Regions from separate parts of the Mus musculus genome. Here region 2 is linked to region 1. A link is a loop called in an ENCODE intact Hi-C map of the cell type or tissue named here. Cell type or tissue: heart. All regions are shown on one strand. Links, peaks and the distances in the headings refer to the core of each region. The heading gives the core; the rest is flanking DNA. Region 1 overlaps Ccser1 (coiled-coil serine rich 1). Region 2 has its middle 89 kb from the start of Gm35386.

What was found. A loop is a pair of places that touch in the nucleus more often than their neighbours do. Peaks named below come from ENCODE experiments on the same cell type or tissue, not always from the same donor. Only the 100,000 strongest peaks of a DNase experiment are listed, where the experiment ranks them.
Region 2: a loop joins it to region 1, with 4 times the contacts of the local background. A loop is called at or near these places in 6 of 42 quality-filtered maps.

What each region holds. Positions count from the first base shown.
Region 1 is chr6:61,294,139-61,309,886 of GRCm38, reverse strand. All of the region lies in intron 1 of Ccser1 (coiled-coil serine rich 1), which reads right to left. Among named protein-coding and RNA genes, the nearest start is that of A730020E08Rik, 120 kb to the right of the region's middle. In heart, for the core only: a CTCF peak has its summit at 8,065 (motif pointing right); no DNase peak of the experiment used is centred there.
Region 2 is chr6:60,668,104-60,683,851 of GRCm38, reverse strand. No RefSeq gene overlaps it. Among named protein-coding and RNA genes, the nearest start is that of Gm35386, 89 kb to the right of the region's middle. In heart, for the core only: no CTCF peak of the experiment used is centred there; no DNase peak of the experiment used is centred there.

The sequences.
Region 1 (15,748 bases), core at 3,652-11,651:
CTCTTCTGCCCTGGTAACGTTTTATACCTCATATAGCATAGTTGGCTCTTGTTTGGATAAAAGATCTCACTTAATTATTGCATATCTGATTGCTTTTTCTTATGGTGTTGGAGCTGAAACCCAGTGAGCTGAGCACAGACATATAAGCATTCATTCTACCACTGCTGTGTGGCTGAAAGTAGCTAGTTCAAGTTATTACTTTGGCTTCCCAATATTGATGCGCTGAAATCTAGATCTGTGTACTAAAAATAATACCATTTTCCACTAAGTATTTTTTAATTCATCCAAATATTTATCACAGCAACAGATATGAAGCTAAAATACTTATAAAGTTGTGTCTTAGTGTTTTTCATGTGTCCTTAGTTTTTATTAAATACTCCCCATCCTATCCTCTTGCCCATCTCTCAACCCCACAACAACACTGCCAAATCTTCCTCTTTCTACCTTCATGTATGTTCTATTAACCCCTTTCTCCCTAAGACCCCTTCTCTATAACATGGGTCCTTTCTAGCTGCCTTTTATGGATACTCCATATTAAACATGTGAATCTAAAATTTCAATGCTAAAATCCACATAAGACAGAGAACATGCAGCATTTGTCTCTCCAGTACTGGGTTTTCCTACTTACTTTAATATTGCTCAATTCCATCCATCTTCTTGCAAATCACATGGTTCTATTTTTCTTAACAACTGAATGAAACTATTTTGCATATGTATGACATTTTCATGGTACACAGGCTACTCTCACTGCTGTTGGCTGTCCTCATAACTAGATGATAAAACCCTATTGCTGAAGACATTACACACTTTAGTTGCAGGGCCCTGGAACTGATCTAAAAGCTTCCTCCCTGGTAATGGGGAAAGCAATCAATGCTCTTACCCAGTTGTAGACCGGAGATGCTACATACAATACTAGCTAGGCAACATATTCTCACTAGTTCGATAGCAACATGAATGTTACAGGAGAAACTAGACACTTTCTATTTGCATTTCCATCCTGCTACGTGGGGGGACAGGGAGAGGGGGGACTCATATCTGTTTCTGTTAATCACATGGCTAAGGAGATCATGAGCTCTAGAGTGAAACTGATCAGCTTGACTAAATAAGTATGCTATAATTCCTACCAAAATACTATCATCATTGACATTTGTGTATCAAAACATTCCTTGACCTTTTTCTTAGCATTTCTTGTTAGAATCAGCACTCCAACTGAAAGAGTAGCTCAACTGTAGGTCTCTTTAGCGAGTATTCAAAAGACTAACATGTGAAAATGTTTTCAGGAAAGTTTCTATACTAAGCAAATTTTTCATGTGCGTAAATACTGCAAATGGTGAGAGCTCTGCCTTGTTTTGATTTGTTAAGGGGAACTCTGCCCTTAAGTAGATAGAAAATCTATTAAAATAGAAGGTTCTTTAACTCCTTATGCCATGCATAAGAACTGTAATCAGTTTCAAGGTTGTTGTGTAGCTGCTGCCCTCCATCAAAGGCCTATCTCTGGGGGGTTGAATGAGCCCGGCCCCAACTCACTCCTGTATTTGAGTGCTTGGTCCCTATGTAGTGGAACTGTTTTAAAGGGTTAAGTATCGCCTTGTTGGAGGGGGTGTGACACTGGTGCCACACTCACTGCGATGATGATCACAGACTCAATCTTTGAAACTTTTAACCAATTAAAAGCTTTCTTTTAGATAGATAGATAGATAGATAGATAGATAGATAGACAGGTAGATAGATAAAGAGGCTACTTAACTTTATTTTACACGAAGCCTCATTTCCTACTGGACAGGTAAAAATACCTGTAGCTTGTTTTCCCATAGTCTTGAGACTCAGTGGGGCCCGATTTTTGTCTAAATCTCCAAAGCGACCCCTCTGCTGAATGCCCCTCTCTATACTACTTTTACCTTCTTCCTGCTAATAGCCAAGACTGTATCAGTTTGCATAGTTATTCCATCAAATAACAAATACACTAATACCTAGTACTGGATGGATTTTCAAGCAGGTATGCTTGCTCTGAGCACATCAATATTTTAAGCACAAATAAACATTGTGCCACAACTTATCTGAAGCTTAACAGAAGTCTTCCAAATTATGAAAAGTCATTTATCTAAAATTGTGATTAGACACCCGAGACATATTTATAATATAACATTGAACAAATTGATTAAAACGGGGTCTCCTCTCACCACTTTCATTAAGCAAGAGATGCGTTGTAAGACTGACATAGTAATTTCATTTCTCTTAACTAGGCTATTATAATTATAAATGTAGCCTTCTAATGCCTTAATAAAGCTTACATATACTCTAGGAAATGAGAGAAACATCTTTTCTTAATTACTGTGTTGTATCCTGTGTGTGTGTTGGGGGCGGGGCTAAGTGCTGATACGCCCACGCCATATCACACATGGAAGTCAGAGGAGAACCCTGGGGACCTCCCTCCCTCCTCCTACTGGGCGCTGTCAGAGCTGAGCCCAGGTCATCAGGCTTTAACACTGAGACACCTCACAGTTCCTCCTTTCTCAGCTATCATCCCATCTTTCTTAGTCACATGTTATATAAATATGCAGATTGAAGGCCATTGCCTAGGGGCTTCGGCTACCACAAGGATTATCTGCTTTAGATAAAACAAACTTTATACATACATTAAAAGTACCCCTTCCTGAAGATGCAATTGGCAATAAAGAAATCTGTGACTGCAAATGAAAGCTCTGTGAATTACCAGTATCATGAACAAGAACACTAGGAATGATCATCTCATAGAGGCTGTGATGATAACTTGGTAGTTAAGAGAGCTGATTGTTCTGTCAAAGAAACCGGGTCCATTCCCCAGCACCCATGTGGCAGTACAGAACAGCCTGTAACTCCAGTTCTAAGGGGCCTCACACACTCTCCTGGCCTCCAGCACCTTCATGCATGTAGTATGCATACAGAGAAACAAACACAGATGCAAACAAAAGATAATAAAAATAAATAAGCCTTTAAAAATAAATTATTTCATGGGAACTACTACCACATCAGAAATCCATGGCCTTCCTTTCATTGGGCGCACATTCAGTCTCTAGTGTTTGATGTTGGGCTTTATTCAAGCAAATGTATGGGGCCTGAAACACATAGTATGAAAGCAAGGGACACATGCGACCTGCAGTACATAGGCAATAAGAAAACAGTCACTCACCCAAATCTGGGCTCATAAATAACTTGTCCTTCTGAAAATGACCTACTACAAAGAATACTTTCACATTTTATTAAAAACATCTCCTAAGTTGTATTTCTTATTTGGATTTTAAAACAATATCAAATTATTATTTGAAGATTTTGTGAAGAAAGCAGCAAAATTTGAGTCTTGTCCCAGCCCTATTATTTCTCAGAAGAGTTTTCAGAAAATGACCACAAAAAGACAAAATGACCAATCTCAAGAGAAAGTCTACTCTACTTGGGAAAACACAGGAAAGAAAATTCACAGACACAAATTGTTTATAAGTAACAACTTTCAACTTTCAATCATGCAGAAATAAATCATATGTAACAATCTCAAGGTACATACTTTGAGGAGGCTTCCCGGCAACTCTGTCTAATGATGCTGAGTCTACAGTACCGGCTGAGTGTCCAGGGTTTGGCTGGAAAGACATCTGCTCTAGGCAGTACAAGCTGTTTACTCAGCAACTTGTACTCTAACTATCATGTCACTTTCCTGTGAATGCACATTAAAGATGCTTTATTTAATCTCTCATGCAAAAGGGAAATCATGGAAGTATTTTGAACATATAATCATTCCTACAGCACAGACAATGGCTACTCTGTCAGTAGGATCAGGGAAGACACCAAGGGATCCACTACAAATGGTCTTCAGTCACAGAACAGGAGCAAGATTATGCATCCAGGCATGACAGGATCAGATATCATATCATGGAAAGTAAGCAGTTAACTAATAAAGTATTAAATTCATATGTAATTAGCCACTGTGAACATATTATCTTACTCTGAAGTAAAATAAAAATATAAATATTATTGCTTGCATAAGACACAAGTGCTTCTTAATGCGGTTTTCCCACAGGAATAGGTATATAAGTAAAGTCAGACTGCCCCAATTGGACTTTCATAGAATAATCCTATAGTCAAAGAGAAAGAATAGATCAAAAGTAACATAATAAGACAGTTACAACAAAAAGGGACAAACCTCTTCAAAGCAAGAGTTCTGGTAGACTCTGCGAAGCAGAGGAGATTCTTATCTGAATGACTGGGACATGTTTAGATACATATTTAGAAATAGTAAGATTGACACCATCACCATACATGATCATAACTCTTGGTTGTCTTCTAAGACAATAAAAATAGAAGACACAGATCAAAATGAGTTTTCACAGAGACTAGTAAGTTGTGAAACCAACAACAATCGTGTGTGTGTGTACGTGTACGTGTATGTGTATGCAAGGTTAAGACATAAACAAGAGCACATTCATGTTTAAACAATGTATAGTTCTTATACGGTATTTAAATGTGTGTGACAGCTAACGTGTTGGTGCTGTGAGCAGGGGTGACTCTCCTTCAACTTGGGATTTCCCCAAGTCCTCACCTGGACACAACCAGTTCATAGCTATTTTAGACTTCACATCTGCTTACCTAACCACAGCCACCATAGAAAGTGTGTCGGAAGCTGAGAGACTCAAGTGCCAGTGGGGCTGAGGTTAGTCTGACTGTCCACTGTCACTGAATAAATCATGACGTGAGCAATATGGCAAACATTATTTAACTAATCTCTCATAGAAACAGGCCATCCTTTATCTGAATGCTTGGGTATAATAATGTTTATGATTTTGCATTTTGAAATAGATGTATAGATGTAAGGAATGTCACGAATGGCACATAAAGAATAAAGTTAAAATCTATCCTTTATTCCACATACATTTTGTATACATAAACTGGGCATGACTTTCTATTGTATTTTCAGTGTACCTGTGCAGGGTCTGGCATGGCCTTGGTGGGGACAAATTGGCATGGTTCCTGTCCCTAGGAGAGGGCCAGCCAATGTGGACCTGCACAAGTGTTGATGACTGCTGTGGGCATAAGACTTGTTTGTACAATAGTGTACATATTTTCACATTCCTGTGAGGAAGGTCTTCTTTGTTAATGTTAATGACTTCATGATAATCTGAGATAGCATGAGTCCAGGAGGCAAAGGTGTGGCTAATGTCTCAGAAAATGGTAAAAGCTGGGATCTTCAGGACAGCCCTTAAGACTATGAAAAAGAACTCTAAAAGTATGAGTTAGAAATATATATAATTTCTCATCTATGCAAAAATAAGGATACATACAAATTATATAAGGAGCTTTATGAATCTAAAGGAAGAGAGTCAGCTGCATTGATGAGCCATCTTGTCAGAAAGATACAAAGGCAGGCAGATTCCAGCTTCAAGGTCAGCCTGGGACAGAGCAAGGTTAGGCCCAGGTGTGGTAGAATTGGTAATTTCAGGATTGAGTTCCATCCAGCTAGTTTAACGTCTGTGCTTAAGAGAGACAGGTAGATCTCTGAACTCATTTTTAATGTTAAAAGAAATCGTATACTTGCTGTTTTCTAAAAATTAAGGGGCCGGGCATGGGATGCTGACTCATAGGATAATAAAAAAAAAAAAAGGAAACCTGGAGTAAATAACTGGGTTGATATATAAAATAAAAAGCTGGGGCTTGGTCTGCATCAGATAAGCTAGCAGAAAGATGTAGCAGTTCTTCCTTAGAATTTTTCTCTGGTGAGAGCTAGATCTTGGAATACACAGCCCTAAATGAGATGTCGCCATTAAATCCTTCTCAGGGAACCCTGTGAGAGGAGGCAGAAGGACTGTAGGAGCCAGAGGGGGGACAGAGGATACCTGGAGAACAAGAACCTCTAAAACGTGTTCTCAAGCTGTGGGCCCTACTCTTTTATGGGGTTGAATGACCTTTCACAGGGTTGCCTAAAACCATCAGAAAACACAGATAGCTCCATTATGATCCATAACAGTAGCAAAATTACAGTTATGAAGTAGAATCAAATAGTTTTATGGTTGGAGCTCACCATAGCATGGGGAACAAAGGGTCAAAGGATTGCAGCATTAGGAAGGTTGGGGACCTCCGCTCTAAAACAACTAACAAAGATATGAACTCACAGACTGAAGCGGCAACATGGTTGTGCATGGTTCTGCACCAGGTCCTCTGCAGACACACTATAGCCTTCAGTTTACTGCTTTTATGGGACCCCTGAATGTGAGAACAAGTAAGTGCTGACTCTTGTGCCTTCTCTTGGGAGACTTTTATTTTTCTGGATGACTTTCTTGTCCAATTTCAATATGATTGTTTTTGTTTTATCTTGCTCTATTTTATTTTGTAATGTTTTATTGTTATCTCTGAGACACCTGTTCCGTTCTAATGAGAGACTTAAAGGGAGCAGATCCAGGTAGGAGAGGAACTGGGGAGGAACTGGGAGGAGTAGAGGGAAGGAAAACTGTATTCAGATTATATTGTATGAGAAAAGAATCTATGCTTAATAAAAGAGGGGAATAAGGAGGTCGCAAGTCACACTGACAGCACCATTTAGAGATTTTTTTTTTTAATGTGAAACAAAAAGCCCTCCAGAGCTCAGCATTATGGGAGAACAGGACAAGTCGGCATAAGGTGCGCGCCACGAGATTCAGGGTACGCGCAACAGTGAAACTTCAAACAGTGCTGATGTCCAGCGGCAAAAGAGATTTATTGTAGAAAGTAACAGACAAAGCTTACACAGACTAGTTGAAAATATGAAGTAACATAGGAAAGTTTTCCAGACCATTGCGTTTTATAATCAAGATCCTAAATGATAGTCTAAATATATTTATGTCAGCTGTATGTTTTAGGAAATACTATGCCAAATAAATATATTGAACATTCATACATGCATAAAAACATGTGGGAATGTCTGGGAAGATGCACTTCTAACCATTCGCTGTGTTTATGCCTAATATGGACTATTACTTCAGCTGTTGTCAATGGAGACATCTGCGATATGTGTAATAAGATCTTAATAATGGAAATACACTCATAAATTTGATTTGAGGTTAGAGGTAAGAGAATAAGAGAGTCTAGTAATACAGAATAATGTAGTCTAATAAGAGTCAGAATATGGAAGAATATACACATGTTCGTGTAAAATGAATAAAAATCATTCAAAATAAATAAAAAAACGTGTGGGGCACAAAACCAGATAACAGTGGTTGTTTCTGCAAGGAGCAGGAGAATGGGTGTGGGAAAAGCCTGGGAACTGAGGCAAAACACAAGAAATCCCTGGAGGGTTATACTTTTCAAATGTTAATATTCCAAAGTAAAATATTTTTTAAAAAAATAAAACATGTTAGGAATTTTTAAACCATCCATTACTTTTGAACTATATTTAATTGGAAATTTTTATATTTTAGTGATTTTCAGTCTAAAGTTAATCTGTGAGGTTGAAGGTTCTCTGATGGTTACAGTTCAATTTAACTTCCTAATTAAAGCTATTTCCTTTATCTTCTGCCATACTGTACTTACTCCTCGGTAATCAGAGGGACAAAGTGATTCAGTCCAAGATTCCTGCCAGCTTTGAGGTTCGAAAACCTCCATATCACTACTATGACCAGACCGTCGCCGGCTATTTGTCACCTGCTGCTCATAAGTAGGAGCAATGAGGTATGGGGGAAGAGGTAGCTCTCTGGCTCTCCTTTTGTGAGATAAGTTGAGATGCTTCAGCTGGTAAAGGCACTTGCTATTCAGATTTGACAACCTAGTTCAAGCCTCAGGACCTTTGACCTCCATGGGTGCATCAGGGCACACATATGCCCCCAGACATACTCATATCTCCCACACCCACGAAATAATAGCAATAAATTGTAGCAATTTAAAAATAAAATGTTATTTTTAACTCAACCTTTAATGGATGATAATCCAACTAGATGCCAACTAATAATATATATCCGAAGTGTACGAGCCTCATCAATATCTAAAACTGCTGTTCACTTAACAATGAAATAACTGCATTTGCTTTAAAGTTTACTTCAGAAAAAAACCACTTGCAGTTGCACATAGTGATCAGCAGAGGGCACAAAAGCCTGTCTTTTGATTTACAAAAGAATGGTTCTTTTTAAAACTAATATTCAAATAAACCTAATAAAACTAATTTAATGGGCATTTAATTATCAAAAATATCCTAATATATTTAAATGGTAAAGTATTATGTTAAAATATTATTTTCAATGTAATTTTTGTTTATACAAATGGTGTCTGATAAAACAAAACCTTTGTAAATAAAAGAAATCTTTAACTCTTAACTAGAAAGTTTAGGAAGAGCTAAAATGCTAAGAAAGAAAGACCTTTTAATCTAGAAACAAGTGTAGGACTTATGCTGGCCGTGCTTTCTATGCTGTAATCCCAGAATTAGGAAGGCTAAGACAGGAGAACAGATGTGCATTCAAGAACAAACTGGGACACACAGTGAGACCTAGTCTCAAAAAACTAAAATACAGTTAGAGGTATATAACTTACTCGAAGAAAAAGAATTTTTAATAATGAAATATGATGGAGGGCATTAATTAAGTTGGTGGTGGCTACGCTAAGCATGTGTAATCAGAGGTGTGTGTTTTTTGTGTAGTCATCACTGCAGGCAGTAGATGATGTGATATGTAACAGAGACTCTCACCCTGTGGCCGTGGGAAAACACAAATGTTAGAGGAGTCAAAGTGGAAGTGAGCGGTACTGCGGAGGAAGGAAAAATGAAATCCCTAACCTTCAGCCCACTCATCCGTGGTTGGGGTTGTGAACACTGCTTTTGTGTGGCTACCATGTGAGTTCACTTCCGCTCTGTCATGGGTTGACATGGCAAGCCTGTGCTGTCAGGCTCATTTAAAAATAATTACAGACTCTTTCAACATGTATCTCAATTTATCATTATCCACTTTCACCAAAGCCCATGTTTCACAGTGTGCATGGTAAGCACTGTTCTGGGATTGTGTATCTTCATATGATTAGAGAATCAGCAGGAACAACTCTGTGGTTGGCTCTGAGTCATGAAAACACATGCACAGAACTTTTGGGAAGTACCTGTTCATACACACGTACATGTCACATACGTGTCTCCATACCGCTTCTTTCTAGCTCAAATACAACTTGCTTTCATCGTGTCTCATGCATATAAGAAGGTGCTCTATAAGTGGTTACTACTAACACTCAAAGGCATGTCTTAGAAAAAAAGGTAAGAACAGCAGGAGTTGGCAGAGGGACAGCAGCAGCAGAGAGGCTGTCTCCTGGTAAACTGCAAAATCAGAAGCTTGCCTGTGCATCCAAGGGGGAAGCTTGGATCCAACTTGTTACACAGAAATGTCTGAGTGACATTTTCCCAGCACACACAAACAGCTTTATGTATTGGCAAATGATTTTTTAAAAATGGGGCTACTCTTTTACAGGCAATGGAAGAAAGTAATATTCAGTCTATTCAACCTGCTCCAGTCATGGAGGAGGACCAACAAGAAAGGAAACACAGCCCATGACAGTGATGTGCTTTGTACAACCAGAGGGATGAGATCCAAGGTGCTGAGTGTGAAGGTGATGTGGGCATGAGCAGAATGGAAGCAATCTTCTGGAAGAGGCAAAAACAAGTGCAGAATCTCTAGGTAAGCATGCTCTGCCCAAAAACCGAACACAGACCAGGCAGTCTGAAAGTGACAGAAGAAGAATGCTGTAGGACATCAAAAAAAGCCATTCGAGAGCTAAATGAGTCTACCTCTTCTTAGAGGAATAGCCAAGCTGCTGGCAAACCATTGCTGTTATTGTTGAAAGAAGATAACAGGGTCTGGCTCAGAGAATCACATGGCAGGATAAGGAGCTTGATTTATTTTGGGGAGACCAGCAACAAGAATGTTGGGGTGAAAACTGGAAGTCCATCACAGAGAAGAGCCTAAAAAAATCCCCAGGGTTACTTTGTTAGATTGTTTTGTTATTTTGTTGCTGTTGGTTTGTTGTTGCTCTAGCTGGTAAAGAAGTGCTGCTAACATCAGCATGGCATGGCAACTCAAGAAAAATATGAATTAAAAGGTTACTCATTACAGCGCTGTATTAATTGGGAAACACACCACTGCATCCTCACTGCGCCATCTGTGTTCTTCAGTCTCCTATGTGGCAGGGTCAGTGGCAACCAGTGGAAAGTGGTTTGCGGCACTTTGTGTCTTCAGTACTGAGATAGGGTGCTTAAACCAAGTAGCTTCTCCACAATTTCTCAGGTTTTATAAACTTTCCATAAGAGCATTAAGTAGATTTCATTTCACAAAAAGAAATACCAAAACTCCAACATCCAGTCATTTACTTAATAAAGGTAGAAATTTTACACAACTATCAAAAAAGTAGCTAATACGCTGTACTTCTAAATAATAACACTGAAAACACTGAGTGTCTGCTTTGGCTGACCCAGTTTTCAGAATTTTTATTAATGGAAGAACCCTAAGTGGCGTTTTGGATTTCAGCCCAATAGCAGTATTGGCTCTCTTATATGCTGGAACAAATGTCAACGTATAAATGTCTTCTTGGTAATCAATGAAGCTGTTGTAAAATCAAGCCAGTCGTCCATGCCACTGGAGTACCATCTAGTAATTACAACAGCAGCACATGTTGCTGCAACGACCAGAAGTACATCTCTCCCATGCTACAGAAGACTTCTCTGTAGCGGTCAAGAAATCAAGTCATAAAGGGAGACCCTGGGTGTCTCCAAAAATATTTGTATGAAATAGAATGTTTGGAAATATTACAAGGTTTTAGTGAGTGAGGATCTGTTCCAAACATACAGAAAATTAAAAGGAAATTTAGTCTTTTTTTTCTTCCACTCAATAAATTTATTACCTGAATGACCAAAGTAATAAGAATGAAACTAAATGTAAGTTATAGCGTAGTCTTGACAATATATAATTCAAGGATAGTTCTGAGAAGAAAAAGAAAACGGTACATGGTTTGATCATGCTTTGTTGAGTAATTGATTCCATTTAGTAAGCATTGATTGAAAAGCAGGCATTCTGTTTGCGGCAGAAGATCAAAGATACCTTTCTCTTCTGTTTGTGTCTTGCTGTTTCCACAGCCTCATGCCGGGCCAGTTGGTAAGCTTGGTGGTTTCTTTAGGATTGTACTACCGCTGCCCGGTGTCTTCTTGCTGAAAGCACTAAACTATGCTGAAAGGCTGGTTCAGACCTGGTGTCTGCCTGCAGAGGACTGCTCTGCAGCTCCTGAGTCATAGTGGGTGCCTGAACTGCTGCTATCCAAGAAGATTAAGCTCACCCTAAAGAACTATTGCTGAGCAAATCCACTTCCCCCACATCCTAATCTTTTCTCTTCCACCACCTCTGCTGGACTAGAGGAGAAGTTGAACCCTTATTAAAAGTAAGATGCAAAAAGTGTATGTTTACAAATATATCTATATTAAAATCCCATTAACGTTAATTAAACTTATAAAATTTCACTTTGCATAAGAAATCAAATATATCTTTAAATGTTATGCTAATTATTTTTTCATGTTAATTTTTACTGATAGATGTTATATTTATAAGGGAAGCATCTACTAGGGGAATTGAAAAGTTAGGCACACTAAAGAATAGTTTACTGAATCTAATTAATGACTTGGGTAAAATAATAGTCTGTTTTATCTTTTGCCAAACAATATAATTGTAAATGAAAATATAATGTTCATGAGGTGGGCCCAACATGAACATTATATTTTACCTACTAGAATGATTAGTAGTATGCAGTATCACACATATTCAAGATATTTAGGAATCTGTTCTTAAACTACATCAATGCCGAGAGCGTTAAAAGTCACATAACACAGTCAAGTGTGAGTGGTTTCCTTTGAGAAAGATGATGCACTGAGTTTACTTAAGAGATACTATGAGAAGCTAGGCGTGGTGGCGCACGCCTTTAATCCCAGCACTCGGGAGGCAGAGGCAGACTGATTTCTGAGTTTGAGGCCAGCCGGGTCTACAAAATGAGTTCCAGGACAGCCAGGGCTATACAGAGAAACCCTGTCTCAAAAAACCAAGAGAGAGAGAGAGAGAGACTATGAGAAGAACCACATGTTGTCCCTTGATAGCAAAACACAATCAGCTCATTTAGATGGTAGGAAAGAAACAGAAGATATCCAGGGAAAACAAGACCAGGTCACCAGCATCAATCCTGTAGGACAATAATATCCTTCCCTTATATCAAATTGATGTAGCATCGGTTACTCACTGCAAACTTACACTTCAAACTTACACTCTTACAACTTCATTAAAACCTAAAAGTGAAACAAAGTCATGGACCTTAATATAACTCCCTTGAAATAAACGATCTCAAAATATCGCAATTAATTATGAAATTCCATTAAGAAGTCATAGCCAAGAAGCCAACAAGGACATATTAAACTGGCTTGTCCATTTACAACATGTAGAGGTTTATAACCGACTTCTAGTGATACTATAATTTCAGTTAAGCTGAACCACTGGAATGTTAATCATTGTAATCCATATAAATTTCAACCCTAAATTTCATATTTATTTGTCCAATTAAAGTGTTTCAAAATCACTGACAAGTTAAAATTCATTTATATTGTCAATTACATTATAGAACACCTATATATTTTATGTGTGTCTATAATGTGTGTGAATCTCTACACAGAATTTTAATCTGCTTCCTACAGCAGATATAGCAGTGCTTTTATCCTAAAATAAAAATATTTTGTAATATGTGTTAATATAAAACAATGTAAATCTATAAATCAAATACAGCTAAAGTGTTTTCATTGAAGTTGCAACACAAATATTTTCTTTCAAAAGAACTGCTTCCAGAAAGAACTATCCAGAATGTACAATTTGCTTAACTTATTTTATTTATTTATATATAGAAAGTCTGATAATGAGAAAAAAAATAAAATATGGCTTTTTATATACCTAGCGCCATGACATAGCCAAAATACCTACTCTTTCTTTTCTTTAACACAGGGTGCTGCTATGTAGAACAGACTGGCCTGGAACAAGTAGTAATTTTCCTGTCTCAACCTCCTAAACTCATCTACACATCTCTCCTAGCACCCAGGCTCTGGGAGTAAAGCAGAGCCTTCCCTAGGAAGTCTTTGACTTTTATCAACTCTGCAAGTCCTAGGAAACTTAGGGTGGATGCCCACAGCTCTTTGTCTATATGATTTCCCAGTATGGACTGAAATTTTTATAACAAAATATTTAACAACTAAAAAGCACTGGAAACACACTTAACCAAGCCTAATTGGTATGCAGATGCAATTACGCTGATTCAGGAAGTATAAACCAGAAGCCATATGGTTCTTAGTTCCCTAACACTGCAGACAGGCATGTCAATGCTGGATCTGAGAGCAGCACTATTGAAAAAAAAAAAAAATGCTTTACTCAGTCACTCTGAGTCTGCTTATGAAAATCAGTTAGAAAAAACTTGCAGTGATTTCAATCTATTCGCATGTGTGAGATTTGAAATACAGCCAAAGACACAAGTCAATCTGGGCATCCCCATGGTGACGCAAGTGGGCCGTCTGCACAGGATAACAGGGTAAACTCAACATCGTTCAGTTAGAGTTGAAGAAAATGAAGTAGCTGTCAATGGAGAAAAAAGTGTTGATGCATCAATACATGAAAGAAACAGGCCTTTAACAATGTTTGATTTATCCTTTCTGACAAGATAAAGAATACCAGATAAAAGTCAGTCCCGAGAATGGCCCACTCCAAGCTCAGAAAGAGTTTAACTAGGCTCGATTATAGCTTCGTGTCTATTTCTCCTAGCAGTGTTAAAGAACAAGGAATGCTGCTGGGGTTTGAGCGATATGAGTGACAAACCAAGTCAGTTCCAGTGAAAGGTATGGAATGTGCAGAAAGTGCTGACACCAATGCTGCAGTGGACATACTTAGAAAACAAAAAGGAATGGTAGGCTTTAAACACTTTTCAAATTGGGATGGAGCATGGTATGCGTTAATCGAAGTTTGACCTCCAATGCTTCTGGCCTTTATTCACCAGGGGCTTTAGTTAAGAGTGAACTCTGGGCACTGCAGTGTGAATGTGTGATTTAAGCCACGGATGGAAGGCTAAGATAACAATCCATACTGAAACGTGACTCTGAGCTTGTGCTGGAAGGGTTCCAAGCTTTCTTCAGCCAATGTGGTAAAATTCTTAGATTAATGGCTTGAAGACATTCTTGCTTGTCAGGAGTATGTGGGTTTTCTTATTCTAATTTTTGCCTTGGCAGCAGGACATTGTGGTAATTCATTGCTGCACTTTAAGGACAGTTGGGCATTGGCTCATTATGGTGCATGTAACTGATAGTTCTATTTATGGTCTCTTAATGTCTACTTTTTTTCATTTCTTATTCCAGCCCAATCAACTAAGTTTGATACACATCTACTTGTAAATAGAGTCTATAAGGGCATTTAGTCATCAATGGGAGACGGGGAGGGAGAAAGAAACAGAGGGAGGACAGAAAGATGAGTCATGGTGTAATTCCATATTTGTTCAAGAAAATATTCTTTATATGAAAAATTATTCAAGAAAATAAATTCTAAGACAAAAAGATTAATCACCATGGTTTTGCCAGTGGACTTAGTGGAATGTCTTAATTCCTTTATTCTTTAGGTTCTAGGTAAAGAAAATATTTTTAAAAGATAAGCTGCTTTATAATGCTCCACTTACAAACAGGTTTTGAATTTTTTTGGCATTGTGTGTAATTCAATAAATAATTCTTAATAGACCCCAGAGGATAATGATCCTCCTCTCTGACAAAAAAAAAATTTACTTAGGCAAATATCCCTAGACTCATATGAAATATTTTATAAAGCATGAATTTAAGAGTTATAGATTCTTTACTTGGGTTATTGTGGCAGAAAATATCAAGATTAATTTTCCAATAAGCTATTAATAGCTAACTGGCACTCACAAGCCACATAACAATTAATCTTAAAACATCACGTGGTATTCATTATAAGTCTACCTTGATCCAGTAGAATTCAGAGAGTGGGTACTAAAAGTCTACGGCTCTCTGTGGATAGTTCTTCTTTTTTCGCATAGGCCCAGGTGATACTATGTGACCTTGCCCCCCCAGGTTATCCCTAAATGGTGAGTAAAGATGCCTACAGCCTACAGCTGGGCAGAAGATATATTGAGGCAAGAGCCGAGAGAGAGAAGTTAGAGAGAGAAGAAGATGGCATGGGGTAGGTGAGTCATGAAAACATGGTAATGAGGTCTGGCCAGTTCGAGTTAAGAGCTCCCAGAGGAAACATGGCAAGTTAAATCTCAGGGTTATTTGCAAAGAAGTAGGCAAAATAGAATAGAGGGTTGATGTCTGCACAGCTCTGGTGTTTTAACAGCTTATTATAAATATGAAAGTTGTATGTCTTTTATCTGGGAACTGAATGATCAAAGGTAGGGTAGGAATTCCCAAATGAGATCAAATATTTACTGCAACAATCAAGAGTTTGTGCGTTTGAGTATCTAACTAAGGTATTAAGTGAAATAAAGTGAACACCATGGCTGCTAAACAGCCACTCAGCCCAGGAAATTACTGTAAGCTATAGGTGGGCAAAGAGCTAGATCTGTACCATACATGTTACAACCTTGAGTCAAGGTCTCCCTCTGTACTCCAGGCTGGCCTGGAATCCACTCTGTACTGAAGGCTACTAGGAACTAGTAGCAGTCTTCCTGCCTTAGCCTCCCAAGAGTTGAAGTCACAGGACAGCAGTACCACATC
Region 2 (15,748 bases), core at 4,388-12,387, 630 kb after region 1:
TGGGGGATTGGGACTGTCTTATTAACTGATGTAGAGTCTGGGCCATTAAGACCTCTGTGGGCATCCCTCTAACATAGGCAGGTGGTACTGGAGTATACAAGAAAGCTAACTGAGCATGAACATGTGCAGGTCAGCAAGTTGTGTTCCTCCATGGTTCCTGCTCCAAGATCCTGTCATGCTTTTCCTCAGTGATGGACTGCAACCTGGAGCTGAAACCCAAACTTTCCTTCTTTCAGTGGCTTTTGGTCAGAGTATTTGTCATAGCAACAGAATGAAATTACAACACGTGTTTTGGATTAGGAGGCATCTTGCCTCAGGTCATGACAGAAAATGCATCCTCTTTTCTCCTTGTTCAGCCAATTTTGTTTTTTGTTTGTTTGTTTGTTTATTTATTTATTTTTTTACTTTAGTTTTGTTCTGGGTCTATGAAAGTCTTTAGGGCTTTTGACTCCTATTTCTTAGGATAGGCATTTCCTAGCAGTGTATTCTTGCCTGTGGCTCCAGAGCCTGAAGAGTTAGGAGGTTCTCAGTGTACTTCACTTCTACCTCTTGTCCATGGAGAGCCTTGCTACCATTTCTTTCTTTTTTGTTTTTATTCTTTAACAGAATTTTGTTAAATTTTGTTTTTATTTTTTTTACAGTCCAGACTTCATCTCCATATTGGTCTGCCCCACACCTACCACTCCCCATTCCATACCATCCCCTTGCCCCCATCACCACCCCTACCACTCCCATCCCACCAGACCTCTCCACTCCCTGCGGCCTCAAGTTTCTCAAGGATTAGGGGCATATTCTCTCACTGAGGCCAGATCAGGCAGTTCTCTGCTGTATATGTGTCAGCTGTTATATGTTGCCTGGTAGGTGGCTTAGTGTCTGAGGGATCTCAGGGGTCCAGGCCAGTTGAGACTGCTGGTCTTCCCTTGGGGCCGCCCTCCTCCTCAACTTCTTCCAGCTTTTCCCCAATTCAAAAGTGACAGCCTTTGTGATTTTCTCTTTTCAGGTTTAATCTGGCTTTGTGTGTTGGGAAAATTGTTCTCAGAGTGCACTTACCACTTTTATCTTAGTCACTTGTGAGGAAAAAAAATTTAATGTACAGGATTGTGGCTGAGTAATATTTAAAAATACAGATTTGTATGTTACTAAACATATATACATATAACTTTATGTTTCCAAGGCTAATAAATCCCCTCACTTAATCTTTTTTAGATGTGCAATGTCTTACCTCATGCCATTATCTTCAAACCTTAAACAAAGCTCAAGAAGCAAAGCCACTTGTCCATATTCACACGAGCAAGTTTGTTTTATGTCTTAAAGTGGCAGTGAACACAAGTCAGTTGGAGAAGAAACAACAGGATGCCACATATCCGTTCATGTTCACCTTCAAACCCTGTTGCTTATTTTTATGGATCAAGGAAATAAACAGTGCCATCTGGTGGTTGAACTTTTGCCATAGAGACAGGTAGGAAATAAATCACACTTGAATCAGTTCACTGATATCATTCCTTACAAACTGAGTGAAAGTGGATACACAACTCTGATGAAACCTACACAGCTATTTCATCTCAACAATGGTAGTATAGAACCTGAAAATATAGCAGCCGTGTTTGATCACGATAGCACAAAAAAAAAAAAAATGTTTTCCTCAGTGGGAAATCACTCTACAGAATTTAATGTGGTAAAATACTGATTAGTTTTTAGCATGATTGACACACAAGATTCTGAATTGACTGAGAGAAGAACAGAAAAGGATCTCCCATAGTTAAGAACTGTGTCTCCTGGGAGAAAGATGGGGCTGTATGTAGCTTGATGATGAAAGGGAGGGAGATATGAGGGTCTCATCCACTCCATGTGCCTCACAGAATATAAACTCCTAAGCACTAAGGCAGAGACAGCAGATAAATTCGATGGCAATTTTCCCCAAAAATTACTTAATGTGTGATTATGTTAGAGGATCCAATTATGGTATCAATGATCTTATTAAAATCAGTAAACAGTTATTACAAGACAGGCATAAGACATCTTGTTTTATTTGACTTCAACCAGCAGATGTATGTTCTATTCTTCATTATTTATCTTCCTGGATGTGTAATCCTTATGAGACTGACTTTCATATTGTATATTTTCAGATTAGCAATTCTATTTTTATACTTTTAATATCATTATCTACAATGAACTTAGTGTTAATCATTCATTGAACACTAAAATAATGGAACATTGTTTCAGTCTATCAATCATATAGCTTTTAGACAATATATACATCATTAGAATCTGCAGATTATTATCAAATACAATTTTATATATACATAACTACAAACGGATCAACAACCAATCAAATATGTCTCTAAGGAAAATACCGAAGATATTACACTGTTCTTAAAACAAATTTTAACTCTCACTTTTTTTTCTTTTTCTTTAAAGGCAAAAAAATTAACTTTATTGACTGTTGCACTTACCATGAAACACCTATAAGAAATAATTACCAGCTTCTGGCTATTATAAATAAGGCTGCTATGAACATAGTGGAGCATGTGTCCTTCTTACCAGTTGGGACATTTTTTGGATATATGCCCAGTAGAGGTATTGCGGGATCCTCCGGTAGTACTATGTCCAATTTTCGGAGGAACCACCAGACTGATTTCCAGAGTGGTTGTACAAGCTTGCAATCCCACCAACAATGGAGGAGTGTTCCTCTTTCTCCACATCCTCGCCAGCATCTTCTGTCACCTGAATTTTTGATCTTAGCCATTCTGACTGGTGTGAGATGGAATCTCAGGGTTGTTTTGATTTGCATTTCTCTGATGATTAAGGATGTTGAACATTTTTTTCAGGTGCTTCTCAGCCATTCGGTAATCCTCGGGTGAGAATTCTTTGTTTAGCTCTGAGCCCCATCTTTTAAGGGGGTTATTTGATTTTCTGGAGTCCACCTTCTTGAGTTCTTTATATATATGGGATATTAGTCCCCTATCTGATTTAAGATAGGTAAAGATCCTTTCCCAATCTGTTGGTGTCCTTTTTGTCTTATTGACGGTGTCTTTTGCCTTGCAGAAGCTTTGCAGTTTCATGAGGTTCCATTTGTCAATCCTCAATCTTACAGCACAAGCCATTGCTGTTCTATTCAGGAATTTTTCCCCTGTGCCCATATCTTCAAGGCTTTTCCCCACTTTCTCCTCTATAAGTTTCAGTGTCTCTGGTTTTATGTGAAGTTCCTTGATCCACTTAGATTTGACCTTAGTACAAAGAGATAGGAATGGATCGATTCACATTCTTTTACATGATAACAACCAGTTGTGTCAGCACCATTTGTTGAAAATGCTGTCTTTCTTCCACTGGATGGTTTTAGCTCCCTTTTCAAAGATCAAGTGACCATAGGTGTGTGGGTTCATTTCTGGGTCAGAGGAATGGATACAAAAAATGAGGTACATTTACACAATGGAGTACTACTCAGCTATTAAAAAGAATGAATTTGTGAAATTCCTAGGCAAATGGTTGGACCTGGAGGGCATCATCCTGAGTGAGGTAACACAATCACAAAAGAAATCAAATGATATGTACTCACTGATAAGTGGATATTAGCCCAGAAACTTAGTATGTCGAGATTAAGGTACAATTTGCAAAACACATGAAACTGAAGAAGAACGAAGACCAAAGTGTGGACACTTTGCCCCTTCTTAGAATTGGAAACAATCACCCATGGAAGGAGTTACAGAGACAAAGTTTGGAGCTGAGACAAAAGGATGGACCATCTAGAGACTGCCATATCCAGGGAACCATCCCATAATTAGCCTCCAAACGATGACACCATTGCATACACTAGCAAGCATTTGTTGCAAGGACCGTGATATAGCTGTCTCTTGTGAGACTAGGCTGGGGCCTAGCAAACACAGAAGTGGATGTTCACAGTCAACTATTGGATGGATCACAGGGCCCCCAATGGAGGAGCTAGAGAAAGTATCCAAGGAGCTAAAGAGATCTGCAACCCTGTAGGTGCAACATTATGAACTAACCAGTACCCTGGAGCTCGTGACTCTAGCTGCATATGTATCAAAAGATGGCCTAGTCGGCCATCACTGGAAAGAGAGTCCCATTGGACAGGCAAACTTTATATGCCCCAGTACAGGGGAATGCCAGGACCAAAAAGAGGGAATGGGTGGGTAGGGGAGTGGGGGGAGGGGGAGGGTGTGGGGGACTTTTGGGTTAGTATTGGAAATGCAATTGAGGAAAATATGTAATAAAAAAAATAAAAATAAAAAAAATTAAAAAAGGAAATAATTACCAAATAACACCGCAGTTTTTTTTTTAAAAACATACTTTCATTTTTCTAATGACCCAAATTGTTTTCAAAATCATTCAAGACATCAGCCATAACAATTCTGGGAAAAATATTTTCCCTCAGTCCCTGATCATCAGGATTGTGGGTTATAAATTTACATGGCAAATAAAATATTAAAAATTTCAACTATTGATCACGTAATCTCCATTAATGAAAGTAAACATTTGAAGAAAATTGTTTTACAATTTAAAAGTAATTAAAATGATAAATGTAATTTGTTTTGTAAATAAGTAGAATATGAGAAGGCATTAACAAATAAGAGGATAATTGTTTAACATAGTACACTAGAGACATTGCTCAGGGGTTAAGAGCTCCAACTGTTTTTCCAGAGGACCAGGGATTGCTTTCCAGAATAGACATGGAGGCTCCAACCATCAATTACTCTAGTCCCAGATGATCCAGCCCCTTCATCTTGCCTTGCTGGATACCACAAGCATGTGGAACATAGACAATAATCAAGGAGGACAATCATACACACACACACACACACACACACACACAAGCTTGCGCACACACACACACACACACACACACACACACACACATATATATATATATATATATATAGTATATATATATATATATATATATATATATATATATATATAGAGAGAGAGAGAGAGAGAGAAGGGAAGGGAAGGGAAGGGAAGAAAAAAAAAGAAAAGAAAAGGAAAGAAAAGAAAAGAAAAAAGAAAAAAAAGAACCCATAGTACCAACATAGTAAGTATCAGCACCAGGTAATAAATGAAATAAGATGGTATCAAGTAGACAACGAGACTGAAATATGGCCAGAACAGTGGAACTATCAAGGCTCAGTTTTTTTTTCCACACAGCAGAGACTATATCCCATCGCGTCAAGAACATTGAGTGCAGAACCTGGACCTTGTGTACCTATGGTTTATGAGCAGACATTTGCAATCCAGGCTAAGTGTCCATCACTGAAAATTGAAAGTAGGGCCAGAAAAACATGCACTTACTTGATGTGAAATCTGCTTGCTGCTCCTACCTGTCAAGCCAGATCCCAGCAAGATGAATGTTCAACCTTTCCATCAAATCAAACAGTTTAATATGACCATGGCAGCATTTAGCTTACAGCATGTGGTAAGAAAGGCTCTTGAAATAGTGCAATGATCATTAACACTGATGGAAATTATTTTAAAATGAGAGTAAAGGAGGTAGGGTCACATAGTATGGGTTAAACTTCATTTCTTGCAAAAAGCCAATGGAGAAAAAAATACCCTTATCTTTTCCATCAGGCTAAATTGGAAATAAAATTTGCTTAAAGTCTGTTATTTACAAATTGAACAGAACAGCACTGGGAAAGCATTTAAAGAGGATTCTTTGGAGAACAAGGAGTTGGTACATGATTGCAAAGTAGAGTAATTATATATTTTTGAGTCCAATGTTCCCTTAATTTGGAGCAACTAAAATGTCCCCTCACCTCTCTTTACTTCTCTCTTCTGTGACTGGTTGAGTTGTGTAATGATGAGATTCACAACTATAATCTTCTGTGATTTTATTTTGAGAAACAGCTTTTGAGGAGCTTCTTAACTTTAGATGAAGTCATCAGAAGAAGCATAATTCAAGAGACAGGTGTCTCTATAGAAAAGAGCAGATTCCAAAGGACATGCACAAGGACACATTAATAGGATGACCATCTACAAGTCAAGTGGAGAGATTTCACTAAAAGTAGACTCTGCTTATACCATTCTTGTGGCATCTAGCTTCCAGAAACATGAGAAAATACCTGGTGTTTAAATCACCCTGTTTGTCGTTCTTTCTAATAGTAGATAAAGTAGACTAATGAAGACCCCCTCAATCCACTATTTTCCCAAGTACACATAAGTGATACATTTATTACATGGGAATTTAGAAACTAATTTCAGATGCAGAGAAATTTTGAGTTATTTTTAAGCTTGGCTAACATTTTATTTGAAAAATCATTTTTTATTAATAATGCAATGATTTTATGAAAGAGGACAAAAGCTTTCTTATTTAAAGGTTAATATTTATAGATTTATGTTCCTTAACTGACAGTAGTTCTGTGTGTATGGGATACAGTGTGCCATCTTAACACATATGATAAGTGGTTAGATTAAGGAAATTGGCATATCTCTACAGTCATGGTCACTTTTGCATATTGCGAATTTTCAGAATTGTTTCTATTACTTTGCTGTTTGATACTGTAATAAAATGTGGACCAAAACCAACTTGAGAAGAGAAGGATTTATTTAGCTACATATATCCTAGCCCCAGTCCATTATTGAGGAAGTCAGAGTAGGAATTCAAGAGGAGCAGATACAAGGACCATGAAGGAAAACTTACAGCCTTGTTTTCCCTGGTTTACTCAGCTACCTTTCTTATATAGCTCATGGTCATTATCTGTGGGGAACCACCCTCACATTCACCATTACAAGATGGCGCTGACATCCTGTGTTCTAAGTAGTAAACAAATAATCTGCGCATGTGCCGGGGTAGTTCTCCACTCCATGTGCTCTGCCTTCCCCTTGACGACAAATTGGCCAATGGGCTGCAGCCAATCAGGGAGCGACACGTCCTAGGCGGAGGATAATTCTCCTTAAAAGGGACGGGGTTTTGCCATTTTCTCTCTTGCTCCTGAAGAAGTAAGCAATAAAGCTTTTGCCGCAGAAGATTCCGGTTGTCCTGAGCGTGTTCTTTCCGGTGGGAACAAAAGCTCGGGATAATTATCCAGTCTCATGGAGGCAGTTCCTCAGTTGGGCTTCTCTCTTAGTCATTTTAGGCAAACAACTAAGATTGGCCATAATGTTTATGCTTGTCAACGTGACACACAAACACAGTACTGTGAAAAATCTGTAACTCTTCCTTTCTTTGCTTATGGGTCTGGTGGTAATATAATATCACAATATAAAACACGATGTAAAATTTTAAAAACTTTCAGTATTTTAGAAGTCTAGGTTCTCTCTCTTTTTATAAAAAAATATATTTAATCTTTTTTTTACACTCCAGATTTTATCCCCCTTCAGGTCCACATCCCATACCTCCTCCCCTAGTCACCACTAGGATGTCCCTGTACCACCCCTCCCCCAACCCTAACAGACCTCCCCACTTCCTGGGACCTCCAGTCTCTTGAGAATTAGGTAGATTTTCTCTGACTGATCCCAGACCTGGCAGTCCTCTGTTGTATATGTGTTGGGAGTCTCATTTAAGCTGATGTGTGCCGCCTGGTTCATGATCCAGTGTCTGAGAGATCTCGGGGATCCAGGTTAATTGTGACTGCTGGTTCTCCTACAGGGTAGCCCTTCTTGGCTTCTTCCAACTTTTCCCTAATTCAACCACAGGGCTCATCAGCTTCTGTCCATTGGTTGGGTACAAATATCTGCATCTGACTCTTTCAACTGATGGGTTTTTCAGAGGGCAGTCATAACAGGCCCCTTTTTGTGAGCCTCAGTAATAGTGTCAGGTCTTGGGACCTCCCCTTGAGCTGGATCCCACTTTAAGCCTGTTGCTGGACCTCATTTTTCTCAGGCTCATCTCCATTTTTGTCCCTGTAGCTCTTTCAGACAGGAGCAATTATGGGTCAGAGTTTTTGACTGTGGTATGTCAACCCCATCCCTCACTTGATGCCCTGTCTTCTACTGGAGGAGGACGCTACAAGTTCCCACTCTGAGTGCTGGGAACTGATTCTCGGTCCTCTGAAAAAGCAGCTGGTCCTCATAACCAAAGAGCCACCTCTCCAGGCAGGCTAATATTTTACCTGGATGTTTGTACTCAGTCTCTTGAATTTCCTCTATAGACTCCTTTGTACCTTCTCTTCTTAGATGATGTATTGCTATCTTTTAGTACTAGGTAGCACTACAATATTCAGTGATTGGCATGTTAATGCTGTAAGCTCCACCCCCACCATAGTTTAGACATATAGAATGTATAAGAACTATTACATATAAACCAACTACTATGCACTGATCTGGTCTTTGTTTTGATGCCTAGTATATCACTGTGAATTTTGAGTAATAGTATTGCTGTGTCAATTTTGAACATTAGTCGTAAAAAACAATCTATCTAGGGTTGTATGCTTATAACTGGAGGACATAACACCTACAGGGTTACAGTTTTGTCTAGAGTATAAAGTCTATTCATTTATTCCTTTGCCACAGGAACAAAAATTCTCAATCTTTCTAAAGCTATGTGCTATTTAAGCTGCTTATGCTGGTCCATGAAGTTGTAAGGTTGTAAGGTAGCTCAAATAAGCTTCAGCCTGGAGATTCAATTTTTACAAGAGTCTATTAGCTTTATTATTTAACTTAATAGTAATTTGCATTAGAGCCTGGATCCTTGTAAGTATAAATCCAATTTACTTTTATAAAACATTGCAAATATAATTATAAATATAAATATAAACATGTTCCAGAAATACATAGATGTGGAAGAATGTTTATTTTCTTAATTGAATATTATATTTCTTTTGAATAAGAATTTTAAAAATTGAATATCATTTCTTTTCTTCAATGTAAACTATAGTTCAAGGATAGCTTAGGCTACATAAGACTTTGTTTCAAAAATATGCAACAAAGAAAGGAAGTGGCAGGGGTTGGGGTAGGAATATATACACAGAGGCATTCACATACTAAACTGTATCCAACCAACATCATGTTTATCCTAAAATTATCTATGACTGAACTTATAAAGGTGTTTATAGTTCCCAGTTTATTTTGCTGTTTAATTGTTTTAGGAGCTGATCAGCAGGTAAAGAAGTATTATATACAAATAGCAAGGTGCATGTGCAGAGTCAGAGGATAACCTTCTCAAATCAGTTCTTTTCTTCCATGATATGGGTCCTGGTGATCAAAGTCAGGCTGTCGAGCTCAGAGCCAAGTAACCTTTCCTATGGAGACACCTCACTGTCACAGTTTTACAGTTGCTACAGTTTTACAATTGTAGTACCAAACCCACATTTATACTTAAAATTAACTGAATTTGGCCAGAAAAATATTTTTTTCTTCAAGTTACCTATTTATAAAAGTCAGCAGTGTAACACTGATTTTGGCAATTTGTAAATCAAAAGATATGAGAGTCAGTGAGAGCAATATAAATTATTTTCTGCTCATTTATCAAATGACTTTGAGAATGCTGTATAGGTAGTTGAACTTATAGCTTTTTTTTTCTCTCATTTTTCCATTTAGGTGATATATGTCACATTTGCTTAAATATAGAATCAAATGGTTTATCAAACAAGAACATCTGAGTCTACATTTATGCTTTTGTGTGTGTGTGTGTGTGTGTGTGTGTGTGTGTGTGTGTGTGTGTGTGTGTGTATTTCAAACAGTTTTGCTGCTGTAGAGTTGAATGCAATAATAGAGGGAAATATGACCATTTACCCTTTCTCATGTCTAATTTTAGTGGTATTTTTCTGACTTTGAAGGGCTCCATTAAACATGAAAGTGGAGACACTTACATGAGATCACTCAGTACCATACCACACTCTTATTCAAATGTTATCAGTAGATTTAATGGAAGATACTGCATACCTTATTTTATTTTTGATAATCGTAACTTAAAAACGCTATAAAGTCTCTGACTTGATATCTATTAATAGGCCAGATATATGTTACCATTGTGAATGTATTTGCTCTGTGATTCTTTAAGGTTGATATGCTTTTCTTAACATTTGTACAAGTATGCAGAATTTAATGCATTCTGAGACCTCTTGATTGAAATTGAGCTCTATATTTTAATAAACTCCATATTGCCTCTATGTCTATTACCTGCCTATGGGTCTAGAGGCTTTCAGCAAGAGAGCCTTCACAGAACAATCTCATGTATCAATTTGCTTTTTATTTTAATTTTTTGAATTCTTTTTAGAGTCCTTCAAAATTATTTTTATTTTGGTAAATAAAATTTTATCTCTAATTGTCTTTTCATTTCATATATACTTTAATTTGAATTACAGCATAGTTTAAAGTAGAAAACTCTTAGAGAATAAAACCTTAGGGCAGTGGTGGCACATGCCTTTAATCCCAGCACTTGGGAGGCAGAGGCAGGCGGATTTCTGAGCTCCAGGCCAGCCTGGTCTACAGAGTGAGTTCCAGGACAGACTGGGCTACACAGAGAAACCCTGTCTCAAAATACAAGGAGAGAGAGAGAGAGAGAGAGAGAGAGAGAGAGAGAGAGAGAGAGAGAGAGAATAAAACCTTAAAGCACAGAATAATATAATAATTGATTTTTGGTTTTCTTTAAATGTGTGAATCATAACTCAAGTTAGAAAATTATTTTTTTACATTCCTATATGATCAATTAGCAATTCAAAACAAGAATGTGTATAAGAAATCAAATGAATGATGAACTAATGCAGGTGAACCAAAGGCCTTCCCTCAATACTAAGAATAAAACAGCTTTGGGAGTAAACACGTTAAACACATTAAACCTCTGTTAGTACAGGCTATGCATGCACAGAATATGCAAGGTCTAGGATCAATACTATAAAACTAAATAAGTAATAGTTATCTCTGTGTTGGCTCTATGTATCGATCTTGTTTTTTTCATGATACATAGTAAAGCGTCTTAAGCCTTTTAACCTGGGTTTACTTAATGCAGAATTGCTGAGGTAAACAATCATATTTTCTCATATTATTTGTCTCTTATGTATGTGAAGCATCTCTGACACAGCTTCTCCCAACATACACCATTGGACTTGAATTCTATACCTTTATAAAACCTTATGGGTTTCATAGTTTAAGAATTTATTCATGTACAAATTATTGAGAAAACTAATTGTTCTTACAGCTGAAAATTATGCACTTGCATATGTTGACAAGGATTCATTTGGTTCTAGAAACTTTATTTCTGAGAGGCAATGATATACTTGTTACATATCTCATGAGAATCCTGCCTCTGTATGTTTCTGTTAGAAAGGTACAATGTACATTCTTTCCACGGGAAGGTACATGTGCTATACAAATAGCATGTTAACTTAGTGTTCTTTTTTCTTTGGCTGAATTCGCTTTGAAATTTTTGAGTTAAGTTTTAGCAAATGTAATCTAAAGAACATTTTATTTGGTTTGTTTTGCTAGAGATCAGACCCATGGCTCTTTGCATGCCACTCAAAGGCAGAACCACATAGCTTTTTAAAATGAACTGAATGGACACATGAACTTTGTACCTGAGATTCTTCAATGGATGAGTAGAGTTAGGTGCTTTCAAACCTACAATCCTATCACCTTTGTAGATTTATGTGTCCTTAAGATACATGTTCTTCCTATAAAATTATTATTCTCTGTTAAAATATATTTATTTTATGTTTATGAGCACTCTATCTGAATGTATGACATCATGCAAGAAAAGGGCATCAGATTGTAGTAGAGATTGTTGTGAGCTACCATATGATTGCTCAGGAATTGAACTCAGGGCCTCAGAAAGAACTGCATGATACTGGGACAGTGACAGACAGGTAGATCAATGGAATAGAATTGAAGACCCAGAAATGAACCCACACACCTATGGTCACTTGATCTTTGACAAGGGAGCTAAAACCATCCAGTGAAAAAAAGACAGCATTTTCAACAAATGGTGCTGGCACAACTGGGGGTTATCATGTAGAAGAATGAGAATTTTTCCATTCCTATTTCCTTGTACTAAGGTCAAATCTAAGTGGATCAAGGAACTCCACATAAAACTAGAGACACTGAAATTTATAGAGGAGAAAGTGGGGAAAAGCCTCAAAGATACAGGCACAGGGGAATAATTCCTAAAGAGAACAGCAATGGCCTGTGCTATAAGATCAAGATTTGACAAATGAGACCTCATAAAATTGCTAAGCTTCTGTAAGGCAAAAGACACTGTCAATAAGAAAAAATGACCACCAACAGATTGGGAAAGGATCTTTACCTATCCTAAATCAGATAGGGGACTAATAACCAATATATATAAAGAACTCAAGAAGGTGGACTCCAGAAATTCAAATAACCCCATTAAAAATGGGGTACAGAGCTCAACAAAGAATTCTCAACTGAGGAATACTGAAGGGCTGAGAAGCCCTTGAAAAAATGTTCAACATCCTTAATCATCAGGGAAATGCAAATCAAAACAACTCTGAGATTCCATCTCACACCAGTCAGCATGGCTAGGATCAAAAATTCAGGTGACAGCAGATGCTGGCCAGGATGTGGAGAAAGAGAAACACTCCTCCATTGCTGGTGGGATTGCAAGCTCATACAACCACTCAGGAAATCAGTCTGGTGGTTCCTCAGAAACTGGACATAGTACTACTGGTAGATCCAGTAATACATATCCTGTGCATATACCCAGATGTTCCAATTGGTAATAAGGACACATGCTCCACTATGTTCATAGCAGCCCTATTTATAATAGCCAGAAACTGGAAAGAACCCAGGTGTCCCTTAACAGAGGAATGGATACAGAAAATGTGGTACATTTACACAATGGAGTACTACTCAGCTATTAAAAACAATGAATTTACAAAATTCTTAGGCAAATGGATGTATTTGGAGGGTATCATCCTGAGTGAAGTAACCCAATTACAAAAGAAGTCACTTGATATGCACTCACTGATAAGTGGATATTAGCCCAGAAACCTAGAATACCCAAGATACAACTTCCAAAACACAAGAAAATCAAGAAGGAAGACCAGTGGGTGGATACTTCATTCCTCCCTAGAATAGGGAATAAAATATCCATGGAAGTATTTGCCTAGACAAAGTTTGGAGCTAAGACGAAAGGATAGGACTATCCAGAGACTGCCCCACTTGGGGGTCCATCCCATAGTCAGCCACCAAATTCAGACACTATTGCGTATGCCAGCAAGATTTTGCTGAAAGGACCCTGATATAGCTGTCTCCTGTGAGGCTTTGCCAGTGCCTGGAAAATACAGAAGTGGATGCTCACAGTCATCTACAGGATGGAACATAGGGCCCCCGATGTAGGCGCTAGAGAAAGTACAAAGAACTGAAGGGGTCTGAAACCCTTTAGGTGGAACAACAATATGAACTAATCAGTACCCCCAGAGCTCTTGTCTCTAGCTGCATATGTAGCAGAAGATGGCCTAGTCAGCCATCATTGGGAAGAGAGGCCCCTTGGTCTAGCAAACTTTATATAACCCGGTACAGGGGAATGCCAGGGCCAAGAAGTGGTAGTGAGTGGGTAGGGAAGTAGGGCGGGGGGAGGGTATAGGGGACTTTTGGGATAGCAATTGAAATGTAAATGAAGAAAATATCTAATAAAGAAAAAGAAAAGAAAAAAAAAAGAAAGAAAGAGCAGATAGTGGTTTTAACCATTAGACATCTTTCCTGCCAAACTTTAATGTTCTTTAGTATATACAAAGGCAAGTTTGCTTTTTCCAAGTATTGAAGATTTAAAAAGCACTTGTAGGGTGTAACTGAATGTATTCATTTGACAGGAATTATAGTTATTGTGGAAGACTTGTCTTTCAAAACCTATCTTTTTTTTTTATTACGTATTTTCTTCAATTACATTTCCAATGCTATCCCAAAAGCCCCCCCCCAACTCCCCTACCCATCCATTCCCATGTTTTGGCCCTGGCATTCCCCTGTACTGTGGCATATAACGTTTGCCTGACCAATGGGCCTCTCTTTCCAGTGATGGCCAACTAGGCCATCTTTTGATACATATGCAGCTAGAGTCAAGAGCTCTGGGGTACTGTGTTAGTTTATAATGTTGTTCCTCCGATAGGGTTGCAGATCTCTTTAGCTCCTTGGATACTTTCTCTAGCTCCTCCATTGGGGGCCCTGTGATCCATCCAATAGTTGACTGTGAGCATCCACTTCTGTGTTTGCTAGGCCCCTGCCTAGTCTCACAAGGGACAGCTATATCACCGTCCTTGCAACAAAGGCTTGCTAGTGTATGCAACGGTGTCATCGTTTGGAGGCTAATTATGGGATGGATCCCTGGATATGGCAGTCTCTAGATGGTCCATCCTTTTGTCTCAGCTCCAAACTTTGTCTCTGTAACTCCTTCCATGGGTGATTGTTTCCAATTCTAAGAATGAGCAAAGTGTCCAACACTTTGGTCTTCGTTCTTCTTCAGTTTCATATGTTTTACATTTTGTACCTTATATCTCGCTATACTAAGTTTCTGGGTTAATATCCACTTATCAGTGAGTACATTTCATTTGAGTTCTTTTGTGATTGTGTTACCTCACTCAGGATGATGCCCTCCAGGTCCAACCATTTGCCTAGGAATTTCGTGAATTCATTCTTTTTAATAGCTGAGTAGTACTCCATTGTGTAAATGTACCACATTTTTTGAATCCATTCCTCTGTTGAGGGACATCTGGGTTCTTTCCAGCTTCTGGCTATTATAAATAAGGCTGCTATGAACATAGTGGAGCATGTGTCCTTCTTACCAGTTGGGACATCTTCTGGATATATGCCCAGGAGAGGTATCGAGAGATCCTCCGGTAGTACTATGTCCAATTTTCGGAGGAACCACCAGACTGATTTCCAGAGTGGTTGTACAAGCTTGCAATCCCACCAACAATGGAGGGGTGTTCCTCTTTCTCCACATCCTCGCCAGCATCTGCTGTCACCTGAATTTTTGATCCTAGCCATCCTGACTGGTGTGAGATGGAATCTCAGGGTTGTTTTGATTTGCATTTCCCTGATGATTAAGGATGTTGAACATTTTTTCAGGTGTTTCTCAGCCTTTCGGTATTCCTCAGGTGAGAATTCTTTGTTCAGCTCTGAGCCCCATCTTTTAAGGGGGCTATTTGATTTTTCTGGAGTCCACCCTCTTGAGTTCTTTATATATATTGGATATTAGTCCCCTATCTGATTTAAGACAGGTAAAGATCCTTTCCCAACCTGTTGGTGGTCTTTTTGTCTTATTGACGGTGTCTTTTGCCTTGCAGAATCTTTGCAGTTTCATGAGGTCCCATTTGTCAATCCTCGATCTTAAAGCACAAGCCATTGCTGTTCTATTCAGGAATTTTTCCCCTGTGCCCATATCTTCGAGGCTTTTCCCCACTTTCTCCTCTATAAGTTTCAGTGTCTCTGGTTTTATGTGGAGTTCCTTGATCCACTTAGATTTGACCTTAGTACAAGGAGAGAGGAATGGGTCGATTCGCATTCTTCTACATGATAACAACCAGTTGTGCCAGCACCATTTGTTGAAAATGCTGTCTTTTTTCCACTGGATGGTTTTAGCTCCCTTGTCGAAGATCAAGTGACCATAGGTGTGTGGGTTCATTTCTGGGTCTTCAATTCTATTCCATTGGTCTACTTGTCTGTCACTATACCAGTACCATGCAGTTTTTATCACAATTGCTCTGTAGTAAAGCTTTAAGTCAGGCATGGTGATTCCACCAGAGGTACTTTTATCCTTGAGAAAAGCTTTTGCTATTCTAGGTTTTTTGTTATTCCAGATGAATTTGCAGATTGCTCTTTCTAATTCATTGAAGAATTGAGT